2 separate regions of the Homo sapiens genome follow, and region 1 is linked to region 2. Evidence: read pairs that join two places in POLR2A ChIA-PET (ENCODE). Cell type or tissue: K562. All regions are shown on one strand. Links, peaks and the distances in the headings refer to the core of each region. The heading gives the core; the rest is flanking DNA. Region 1 overlaps ACTR2 (actin related protein 2). Region 2 overlaps SPRED2 (sprouty related EVH1 domain containing 2).

Region 1 (5,504 bases), core at 212-5,211, 160 kb before region 2:
AACAAAGCAAGTATTATTAAACTATATTTAAACTAAATTAACCATAAACGCATGTTACATGTGCGGCTAAAATTCAGTTAAATGTGCTTTTTAAAAAAGTATTAGCCTGATTTCCACTATAGTTTCAAATTGGCCTCTAAATAAATAAAAAACTTTAAAAATTGAATTTAAAATTTTTTGTTTTGTGATTGTGTCAGATACTCTTTTTAGAAAGTCAAGCCAGTTATATTTTAATGAATTCTTTTAGGGGTTCAAGGTAATGAGCCCTGTATTTGTAGTATATATGAGTTTTTAAATATTAAATTAGAATGGGAATGTTAACCGAAGCTGATTTTTTTTTTTTTTTTTTTTTTTTTGGACACAGGATCTAGCTCTGTTGCCCAGGCTGGAGAGCGATGGCGTGATCTCGGCTCTCTGCAACCTCTGCCTCCTGGGCTCAAGCGGTTCTCCTGCTTCAGCCTCCCGAGTAGCTGGGACTACAGGCTTGTGCCACCACACCCAGTTAATTTTTTTATTTTTGTAGAGACTGGGTCTCCCTATGTTACCCAGGCTGGTCTTGAACTCCTGGGGTTAAAAGATCTGCCCACTGCGGCCTCCTAAAGTGCTAGGATTACAGGCTTGAGCCACTGCACCCTGCTGTCAGAAGCTAATGTTATGTTACTATTCCATTAGTTAGCTAACATTAGAAGGCTGATTTTAGGCTGGGCGTTGTGGCTCATGCCTGTAATCCCAGCACTTTGGGAGGCCGAGGTAGGAGGTTCACTTGAGGTCAGGAGTTTGAGACCAGCATGGCCATCATGGTGAAACCCCGTGTCTACTAAAAATACAAAAATTAGCCGGGTGTGGTTTCTGATGCCTGAAATCCCAGCTACTTGGGAGGCTGAGGCAGGAGAATTACTTGTACCTGGGAGGCAGAGGTTGCAGTGAGCCAAGATCACGCCACTGCACTCCAGCCTGGGCGACAGAGTGAGACTGTCACAAAAAAAAAAAAAAGCTGATTGTAGTATGTTATTGATTAGTCTTGTGTCTAATCCATGTTTTTAAGATTCTTTTCCTTAAGACAAGTGATCAATTCCTGTCATAAATGAAAAAAGTGAGTGTAATTAATTCAAATAAAATTTATCTGTTCTTATGCTTCTAGTTATTTTAAAATTTTATGCAGATTTTCTATGGACATGATTGGTTTCAAATGAAGAAACAGTGCTGTTAAAATACATGAATCATATAACAGGAATGCTGTAATAGTTCTGAGTATGTAGAGGACTAGGAACCGCTTAGATTGTGTATTCTGTTTCTTACCATTTGTAGACATGAATAATCATCTTGATTTTATTTAGATACCTGAAGTTATAATGATTCCTTTATAATTAAATATTAAAGAAGATATTCAGATGTAATTTTGCAAATTTATGGAAATAGTTGTTATCCTAAGGTGTTTTCATTTGCTCCTTACATGCCTTAGGTTTTAAAATTGTAGGCTGGCTGGGTGTGGTTCCTCATGCCTGTATTTCCAGCATTTTGGGAGGCCGAGGTGAGAGGATTTCTTGAGGCCAAGAGTTTGAGACTAGCCTGGGTTAGTATAACAAGACCCCATATCTAGTAAAAATAAAAATAAAATTACAGGCTTTTTAAAAAGTTACGATTCTTTTAACCTCTCTGGCAGACCCAAATTAAATATTCTAGGACAGGAGTGTCCAGTCTTTTGGCTTCCCTGGGCCACATTGGAAGAGGAATTGTCTTGGGCCACACATGAAATACACTAACAATAGCTGATGAACTAAAAAAATCACCAAAAAAATTTCATAATGTTTTAAGAAAGTTTGTGAATTTGTGTTGGGCCTCATGCAGCCCGTGGGCCATGGGTTGGACAAGTTTGCCTGGAAACAAGTTTGTACTTACGATCACATGACCAATGTTGGTCCCGCTTGATTTTCTATCTCCCAGCTTGACCAGTGTCTCAGTAGGGTTGCCCAGAGGAGGAAAACTCATTTGATCCAATAATTTATGTGGATTTTAACCATTCAAACCTCCTTCTGAAATCAAGCCACTTAAAGTGGCCCAGATAGGTGAAAATCTGGAGGTCTGTGAAACTCTAGGTTTAGGTCCTCTTCACGAGCTAGGCCCAGGCCCCTGGTGTTACGTGTCTTGTTACCAGACTAGGGTGATTTCATCAGCATTGAGTTAGATCACCAACAAAATGAAGGTTTCTCCAGTGCGTGCTATGTTGCTGGCACAGTGCTTAATAAGGTCCAGTCGTACAGAGAAGCTTATAGTGCTAGAATAATTGCATTTGCATTTATGTAATTGACATTTGTAGTTGATTGTGGCCTGCTTTATCGGGCTTATGCTACTTTATATGTTGAATTTAGGAGTGTTTGAAACAGAAACAAACCAAAACCAAATTTGGTTTCATCTTGCAAAATGCTTTGGTATAAGTAGAATAAATATTTTGGTGGCCTAAGATCAGAACAGTCACTGTGCAGTTAACTTACTAAAGAACATCAGTACCATGAGATAAAATTAGTAAGGGGAAAATAAATATTAAATAAGCCCAAATGGGGCTTTATAAATCCCAGGTTATTATTTTTTTGAAGAGAAAAAAAAAATGTACTTTTAGAGCAGATGTAGATAGAATTTTTCATTTTTGCTTGAAAGAACATTATACTGTTCATATTCTTACCATTTGATGACTCAGTGGGAAGTAAGGGAACTAGTTTAAACCACACTGCTGTGAAGAGGAAACTATATATGGTAAAATCTATTTCTTAAACACAGCCTTACTGCACACAATGAAAGAACGAAGTCACCAAGTCTTAAAATGATTGACATGGGGGAGGAATTTCAAGGATTAAGATGATACCAATGATACCAAATGATAGTTTAGAAAGGAATGTTTTCTTTGTATTTTATCACATCATGGTTTAGTTTTTTTTTTTTTTTTAGACAGAGTCTTGCTCCGTTGCCCAGGCCAGAGTGCAGTGGCATGATTTTGGCTTACTGCAGCCTCCATCTCCCGGGTTCAAGCAATTCTCCTGCCTCAGCCTCCCCAGTAGCTGGGATCACAGGTGTGCACCACCACGCCAGGCTAATTTTTGTATTTTTAGTAGAGATGTGGTTTCTCCATGTTCGTCAGGCTGGTCTCCAACTCCTGACGTCAGGTGATCTGCCTGCCTCAGCCTCCCAAAGTGCTGGGATTATAGGCGTGAGCACTGCGCCCAGTCTAGATTTTTTTTAATACTGATTATTATTATTATTTGCAGAAGTAATCAGATTGTCAGTTTTATATTATTGAAAAATTGGGGCCAGGCACAGTGGTTGATGCCTATAATCCCAGCACTTTGGGAGGTAAAGGTGGGAGGATTGCTTGAGGCTGGGAGTTCAAGACCATCCTGAGCAACAGCGAGACCCCTGTCTCCACAAAAAATAATATAATTTAAAAATTATAATTTTTATTTTTTCTTTACTGCTTCTTGCAGAGCAGGACTACCCCATAGGCAGTGTGCCCAGAGTAGCCAGTATAATTTTTTTTTTAATTATTTTATTTTATTATTGTTTTTGAGACAGAGTCTCACTCTGTCTCCCAGGCTGGAGTGTATTCATGTTATCTCGGCTCACTGCAACCTCCGCCTCCCAGGTTCAAGTGATTCTTCTGCCCCAGCCTCTCAAGTAGCTGGGATTACAGGCATGCACCACCACGCCCAGCCAATTTTGTACTTTTAGTAGAGATGGGGTTTCACCATATTGGCCAGGCTGGTTTCGAACTCCTGACCTCAAATGATCCTCCTGCCTTGGCCTCCTAAAGTGCTGGGATTACAGGTGTGAGCCCCCACACTCAGCCTTTTTTTTTCCTGACAGGGTCTCACTCTGTTGCCTAGGTGGGAGTGCAGTGGTACAATCATGGCTCAAGGCTCAACGTAGCCTCAACCTCCCTGGGCTCAGGTGATCCTCCCACCTCAGCCTCCCGAGTTTCTGGGGCTACAGGTGTGTGTCACCACGCCTGGCTAATTTTTGTATTTTTTGTAGAAATGGGGTTTTGCTCTGTAGCTTCAGGCTGGTCTCGAACTCCTGGGCCCAAGCAATCCACCCACTTTGGCTTCCTACAGTGCCAAGATTACAGGTGTGAGCCACCATTCCCAGCCAATTATTTTAGTTCTTGTTATTATAACTGTTAATGTTTTCACTTTTGAAGTAATGTGAAATAGTGCAATTTTTGCTATCTTGATGGATGAATATATACCCTGTATGAAAACTGGTGCTGAGTTCTATGGCAACATCTGCTTCCAATAAACTACTGCTCAAGCAGAATAGTTTTATTAATAAGTGATTGATAATCTTTAATTTGAATGAAAAGTCTTTTTTTTTGTTAGGCAGTAATAGTAGGTTTACAGTTGTTTTTATAGTTTCAGGGATTTCAGTTTTTGTCTTCTAACTTGGGAAATGTTTGTTGCTTAAAATATACTCATAAGAATGTTAAGATACGAACTACCCATCTGAACGATTATAATTGGAAGACTTTGAGTGATGTGATTATTTGCCACTTTGCCATGTTGTATGTCCAGTGTGTGTAGCTCTGAAGGAGAGGGGAGACGTGTCAACCTTAGCAGCCTCTTCCCTGCACTAGGATCAGACCTATGCTCCATCCCAGGCTCCTCCTGCCACCTCCAGCTTCTCTTACGATTTCTCACTTAGTAAACTTATTTATTTGCATTCAGCATGCCAAAAATGAACCTTACAAACTGGTAGGTTCTCTTTTCATTCATTCATTCATTCTATAATTTTTTTGAGATAATTTATACGCATATAAGTGAGCATTTTCATCCGGATAAATGGATACTTTTGACTATATCTGTTTATTACTTGGAGGTAGGCATAATAATTTAATATCAAAATAGTATTTAATTCCCATATTTGAGATATTTGTGTAAATTATGACTGACATTAGGCTGGCGATCATGACAGATGTTATACAGAAATGTGGGAACAATAGGGATAATGATGAGAACAGATTCTCTTCCATATCATTTAAGTTTGTATCAAGTAAACTGGATTTTGACTTAAAAGAGAGTTTGTGATTTGGGAGAGAAGAGTGTGTGAGAGGTGTGTGTGTGTGTGTGTGTGCACGTGGTGTGTGTGTTATGTTTTAGTTTGAAAATACTAAAAAATACTAGATGTTATTCTTTTCCTCTGAGGTAGTTTTTCCTCCATGTCTTAGGTCACATTATTTAAGAAGACACTGAGAAAAAATGAACTACTACTCCTGAATTCTGTTCATTTTAAGGGTGGGAAGTGTATTCCAGTTCATCACTATCAACCACTGCCAAGGGGAAATAGCTGTGAGCAAGTGGGTTATCTATTGCATATGCTATCATATCATGCTAACTTCTGCCTTAAAAAGTAATCCAGGCTGGGTGCCGTGGCTCACGCCTGTAATCCCAGCACTTTGAGAGGCTGAGGCGAGTGGATCACGAGGTCAGGAGATTGAGACCATCTTGACCAACTTGGTG
Region 2 (5,244 bases), core at 1-5,000:
TTTCCCTGTATTTTCTAGAACAAGTCACGTTAATTTTATCATCAGAAAATCTACTCCCTGGGCCAAGCACAGTGGCTCATGCCTGTAATCCCAGCACTTTGGGAGGCCAAGGTAGTGGATCACTTGAGCTCAGGAGTTTGAGACCAGCCTAGGCAACATGTAAAACCCCGTCTCTACAAAAAATGCAAAATAAAATTAGCTGGGTGTGGGGGTGCATGCCTGTAGTCCCAGCTACTTGGGCAGGTGAGGTGGGAGAATCGCTTGAGCCTGGGAGGCAGAGGCTGCAGTGAGCCAGGTTCATGCCACTGCACTCCAGCCTGGGTGACAGAGCGAGACTCCATCTCAAAAAAAAAAAAAAAAATCTACTGCCTGACTACCACACAGGCCCCATGAGCTTGTCACTTTATCTTTGGCCCTTCCTTTCAAATGGGCACAACCTCACCTTAATGTGTACACACACACACACACACACACACACACACACACGAATCATTAATTGTCCAGAGTAGGACTTCCAGTGCTAAAACCAGGGCAGTACCAGGCCAACGGGAACAGGTGGTCACCTTAATATAACATAAAAGAATAAACAAGAAAAACAAGAGTCATGCCAGTAACACCACAGCTCAGAAATGATGGACCCATGCTAACATTCTGGTGTAGTTCCCGAAATTCTTTTGCTATGCACGTTTTAGGCAAACTTTAGGCAAAATTTGGATCATGTTATGTAGGCAGAATTCTGTATTGGATTTTCATTCAGTTTTGTATTGCCCATCTTATTAACATTCCTTAAAAGTACTATTTTCCAAGGCTGCATAATATATCAATAGAATGTTCCAGGTGGCTTAACCATTGTAATAGGTTCTTATCAACAGTTTCACTCACAAAACTTTAAACACTGCCCATAAATGTGTTTTCACTTGACTATTATCTTTAAGTTTCTAGAGGAGAAATTTTTAGACAAGAGGATGAATTTTTTTTTAAAAGAAGTATTACAGGTTACCAAACTGCTTTCCAGAAAGGGTGCACTGAATTCTACTCTCAAACAACAGGGCATGAAAAATGTTCCCTCACCAAAACCACAATAGCATTTTAAAATATTTTTCTTTCTGGTAATAATAACAGTTGAAAAGCTGCTATTATGTTTTCATTGCATTAGTTGAAATTTGTAGGGTTAAATATATTGTGCTATATTTATTTAGTCAACTATATATTTCTTTTTTGTTAGCCTGGTGTTTTTTTAAAAAGTATTAAGTTATCTGTTTTCTCCTGGTTGTCTTTGTCTCTTTTTATAATCTCCTGAACTCTTCATAGTTTTATATTAACTCATAATGGAGGCAAATTTTACATATTTGTTAAATTTGTCTCTGATATTGCACAAACTTATGTTTCGAAATTTATCAGTGATTTCCTCTGTCATTTCTTCCAGAATTTCTTTTTTTTTTTTTTTTTTTTTGGAGACAGGGTCTTGCTCTGTCACCTACACTGGAGTGCAGTGGTGCAATCATGGCTCCCTGAAGCCTCAACCTTCTGGGCTCAAGCGATCCTCCCACTCAGCCTCCCAACCACAGGTGACAACAGGTGTGCATTACCATGCCTGGCTAATTTTAATTTTTGTAGAGACAGGGTATCATTATGTTGCCCAGGCTGGTCTCGAACTCTTGGGCTCAAGTGATCCTCCTACCTCAGCCTCCCAAAGTGCTAAGATTACAGGCGTGAGCCACTAAACCCAGTCTCTTCCAAAACTTTTATGTGTGGACAACCCTTCTTCCTTTAGAGAGGAGTTGAATATCCACCTACATGTTCTTCTAGTTTATTTTTTATTTTAAGGATTTCGTTTTTTTAGTATTCATCTTATAGTCTTAAAATGTGAGGTCAAGCTCTATATTAGAACAAAATCACAAAGCCCATGGTACAATGGAGTTGTGTTGAAATGAGGAAATTGTTAGAAATTAAATCCACAGGATACAAACTAGGGATTTGCATGAGACCTACTCTCAGTAATGAATCAGTTCATTAAAAAGCTGTACTTGACAATGAATAGGATTAATCAGAACATGCCAGGGACACTCAGTCCTCCCCCTCCTCCAAGCCCTTGTCTTCCTAAGGGTTGTCGGGGAAGACTGTTGAGAGTGGCAAGGATGAGGGACGGAAGCAGAGGGCAGCACATGGACCAGCACGGGACCATGGATCCGTCAGACCTCCATGAACTAGAGATTCTACCTGCTACTCAACAGCAAGAAAAGGAACTTCGAGGAGCCTGCAAAGAGTTTAAAATAGATCTCTCCTTTTCAAAAGGCAAAAGATCATGGAACTAGCTATTTTTCTTACAAAAAGTTGTTGCTACAGAGATAAAAATAAGGCAGTATGTTATTTTAAATAATCCTAAATGTAGCTTCCAACCACTTTTAGACTCCTGCACAGAGATAGATGCAGTACTATTGTAAAAAACCCAATGTTGCGAATGTGGCATCTCTCCCCAGCCTGACTCTCCACCTACATTTCCAGCCTCTACTCCCTTCCCCAAAATCCAGAGCTGAAAATTGCTATTTTATGCAATACCTGTTTAGTGATTAATCATAAGGCTTTTTTTTTTTTTTCTTTTTTTTGAGATGGAGTCTGGCTCTGTCTCCCAGGCTGGAGTGCAGTGGCACAATCTCGGCTCACTGCAACCTTCACCTCCCGGGTTCAAGTGATTCTCCTGCCTCAGCCTCCCGAGTAGCTGTGACTACACAGGCACGTGCCACTACCGCCCGGCTAATTTTTGTGTTTTTAGTAGAGACAGGGTTTCATCATGTTGGCCAGGCTGGTCTCGAACTCCTGACCTCAAATGATCCGCCCGCCTCTGCCTCCCAAAGTGCTAGGATTATAGGTGTGAACCACTGCGCCTATTATTTTTTGTTGTTGTTGTTTTTACACTTTATAATAACGGTCATTATAAAGCGATTTACCAGAAATGAGAAAGACTTATTGGTGTCTCCTGGTCTGTGGCCCCCTTCTCAAAACAACTATCTCAAGTATTCCCTCATACTAGGGAAACATGAACTATTTTCTTTGGAGAATTCATTTATTCATTCATTCAGTCATTGTTATTGCCAACTGTCAGGCTACTCTTGATAATGGAACAGAAACCCACAATGGAGTCAAAGCTGCATTCCAGTTGCAGCTCTGGCACCTAATAGCTGGGGGGTCTTGAGCAAGCTTCTAAACCTTCTGAACCTGGGTTCCTCATTTCTGAAATGGGGCTAAAACTACACAAGCAAAAAATGTTATGAGGAGTATAAGGACGTGTGAAATACTAAGGCAGGAAAATTGTAACATTTCAATGAATAGCAGCTGCTACTTGAAAAAAAAAGCTTTCCCTGTGCCCAGTGCATCTCTGGATGAGATGTCTCCCTCATATGTAAATTTTTTAAAGTCCAGCAAACAATTTAAATTCTCATTTCCTCTCAGGTAGCTACTCTGCTAGAAATAGACCAACCACACAGTTCAACAACTATGCAATTACACATCATTTGGTTTAGGAAGATGATGCCACAGATGCATCCTCACTTTAAAATTCTCAGGTGCCTGGCAAAGGATGCTGCTTTTAGAGACCTGCCCTCCATCAGGGTGGCTGCTGGCGCCCTGCACAGACCACTCGGATAGAGGCAGCTGTGAATGGACAGGAACAAGGGCTTAATGGACCTTCCATTTAAAAGCAGCCTCAATGAACACAAAAACTGAGAATGAGAAAGGCCTCTGGGTCAAATCTAACTGAGGAACACATACTTTATGACAACAGGTTTCACAGACGCTAGATCCAACATTCATCGGACCACTGGAACTTAGAGAAGAACAAACACGTGCCCTGCCCCCTCCCTGGTGCTTACAAACACCCATCAGGACAGGGCTTTGTCCCCTGTGTGTGCACCTCAGTCCCAGGCCTCCTTGCTTTTCTGCTACGGTACGAAGATTGCTAGGAGCCATGAGGGGTTTTGCTTACTATTTCTATTTCCCGGGACACTGAAGTCCGCTTCCGATCACAGTGAGGCGCAGGGAGGGTTGAATGCAAAGGACTAGATATTCAAGTGCTGGCTAAAAGGCTTTTTCATTTTTATATGAAGAGAAAATAAAACAACAACAACTGCATTTTCACATTATGCTACTTCTGTCTTTTTCTTAGGCAAATGTATGCTAATTGTAGTGATTTTTATCTATTTTCTGACCGAGGAAAATAGAAGACTGCTGTGGGTTGGGGTTGATTCTAGTAGCAAGGGTACAAGAGATATCCGGTGGCCAGGATTTGCCATCCCCAGTAACCTTGGGTGTACCTCTCCATCACCCAAGGTAACTCCGCCCGAGGTATCCAGCCCACTGACTGTTCATCCCCGTGTCCCTGCCTGACCCCTGTCATTCCACTGGGCCTCGGATCTAAGTGTTCCACGATCTCCAGCACTTCTCGCTCCGTGGCCCCGGCTCCTGGCCTCCACACACTCTTCCCTTACCAACGTTAACCCTCCACGGATTTTGTCTATCACTAGGTCCAGCCCTGATACCTGTCTTCAGCCCCAGCTGAATGGGCAGAGTGTCCCAACCTGACCTTCAAGTCTGTGTGTGGGGTTGAAAAAGAAGAGGACTTTCCCCCTTCCCCTTCTCTCCAGGGTTCTCACCACGGCAGTACCCTACGCAGTGGAAGTTAGAAGCCTCTGCCCCAACTGAACCCCACCTCCCTCACACTCATCCATTCAGCTGAACCCCAACTCCCTCACACTCATCCATTCCTTTCTACCACACCCCGCATCACCTGTCTCTCATGGCTTCCTGTAGTGTCTTGACTTACCTCTGCCTCTGACCTCAATTCATCTTGCACATCATATTCGATCCACTTCTAAAAAGTCATTTAAGGTCTCTAAATGTGTACTCGGTTTCCTTATGGGTAGAAGTGGGCATCAACAGCACCTATCTCATAGGGCAGTTATGAGAATTAAAACAGGTTAGGGGTATCGGGCACCTGGGATAGTGTCCAGCACACAGTAATGAACTCAAATATCAAATATTTTTGCAGTTACTGCTGGAAGTCCTGCTGTGGCCACGTCACACTCCATTAAAAACCTTCAATTGCTCCCTGCTGCTTACAGAGTAATTAGCTCAGGACTCAGGGTCCTTTTTTCCATCTGCCTCAAGTCACTTTTTTTTCCTAAACTTTATCTCTTCAAATTACTCCTTTTTCTCTTCAAATATCTTTTGCTCTGGCTAAAGCCTGCT

Evidence for each region. Peaks named below come from ENCODE experiments on the same cell type or tissue, not always from the same donor. Only the 100,000 strongest peaks of a DNase experiment are listed, where the experiment ranks them.
Region 1: POLR2A ChIA-PET joins it to region 2 with 5 read pairs; 13 of 35 experiments call an interaction of 5 or more read pairs at or near these places.

What each region holds. Positions count from the first base shown.
Region 1 is chr2:65,230,073-65,235,576 of GRCh38, forward strand. The region is part of intron 1 of ACTR2 (actin related protein 2); the gene reads left to right. Among named protein-coding and RNA genes, the nearest start is that of ACTR2, 5.0 kb to the left of the region's middle. In K562, for the core only: no CTCF peak of the experiment used is centred there; a DNase peak (open chromatin) is centred at 2,139; H3K4me3 peaks cover 1,096 bases.
Region 2 is chr2:65,390,744-65,395,987 of GRCh38, forward strand. The region is part of intron 1 of SPRED2 (sprouty related EVH1 domain containing 2); the gene reads right to left. Among named protein-coding and RNA genes, the nearest start is that of SPRED2, 39 kb to the right of the region's middle. In K562, for the core only: no CTCF peak of the experiment used is centred there; no DNase peak of the experiment used is centred there.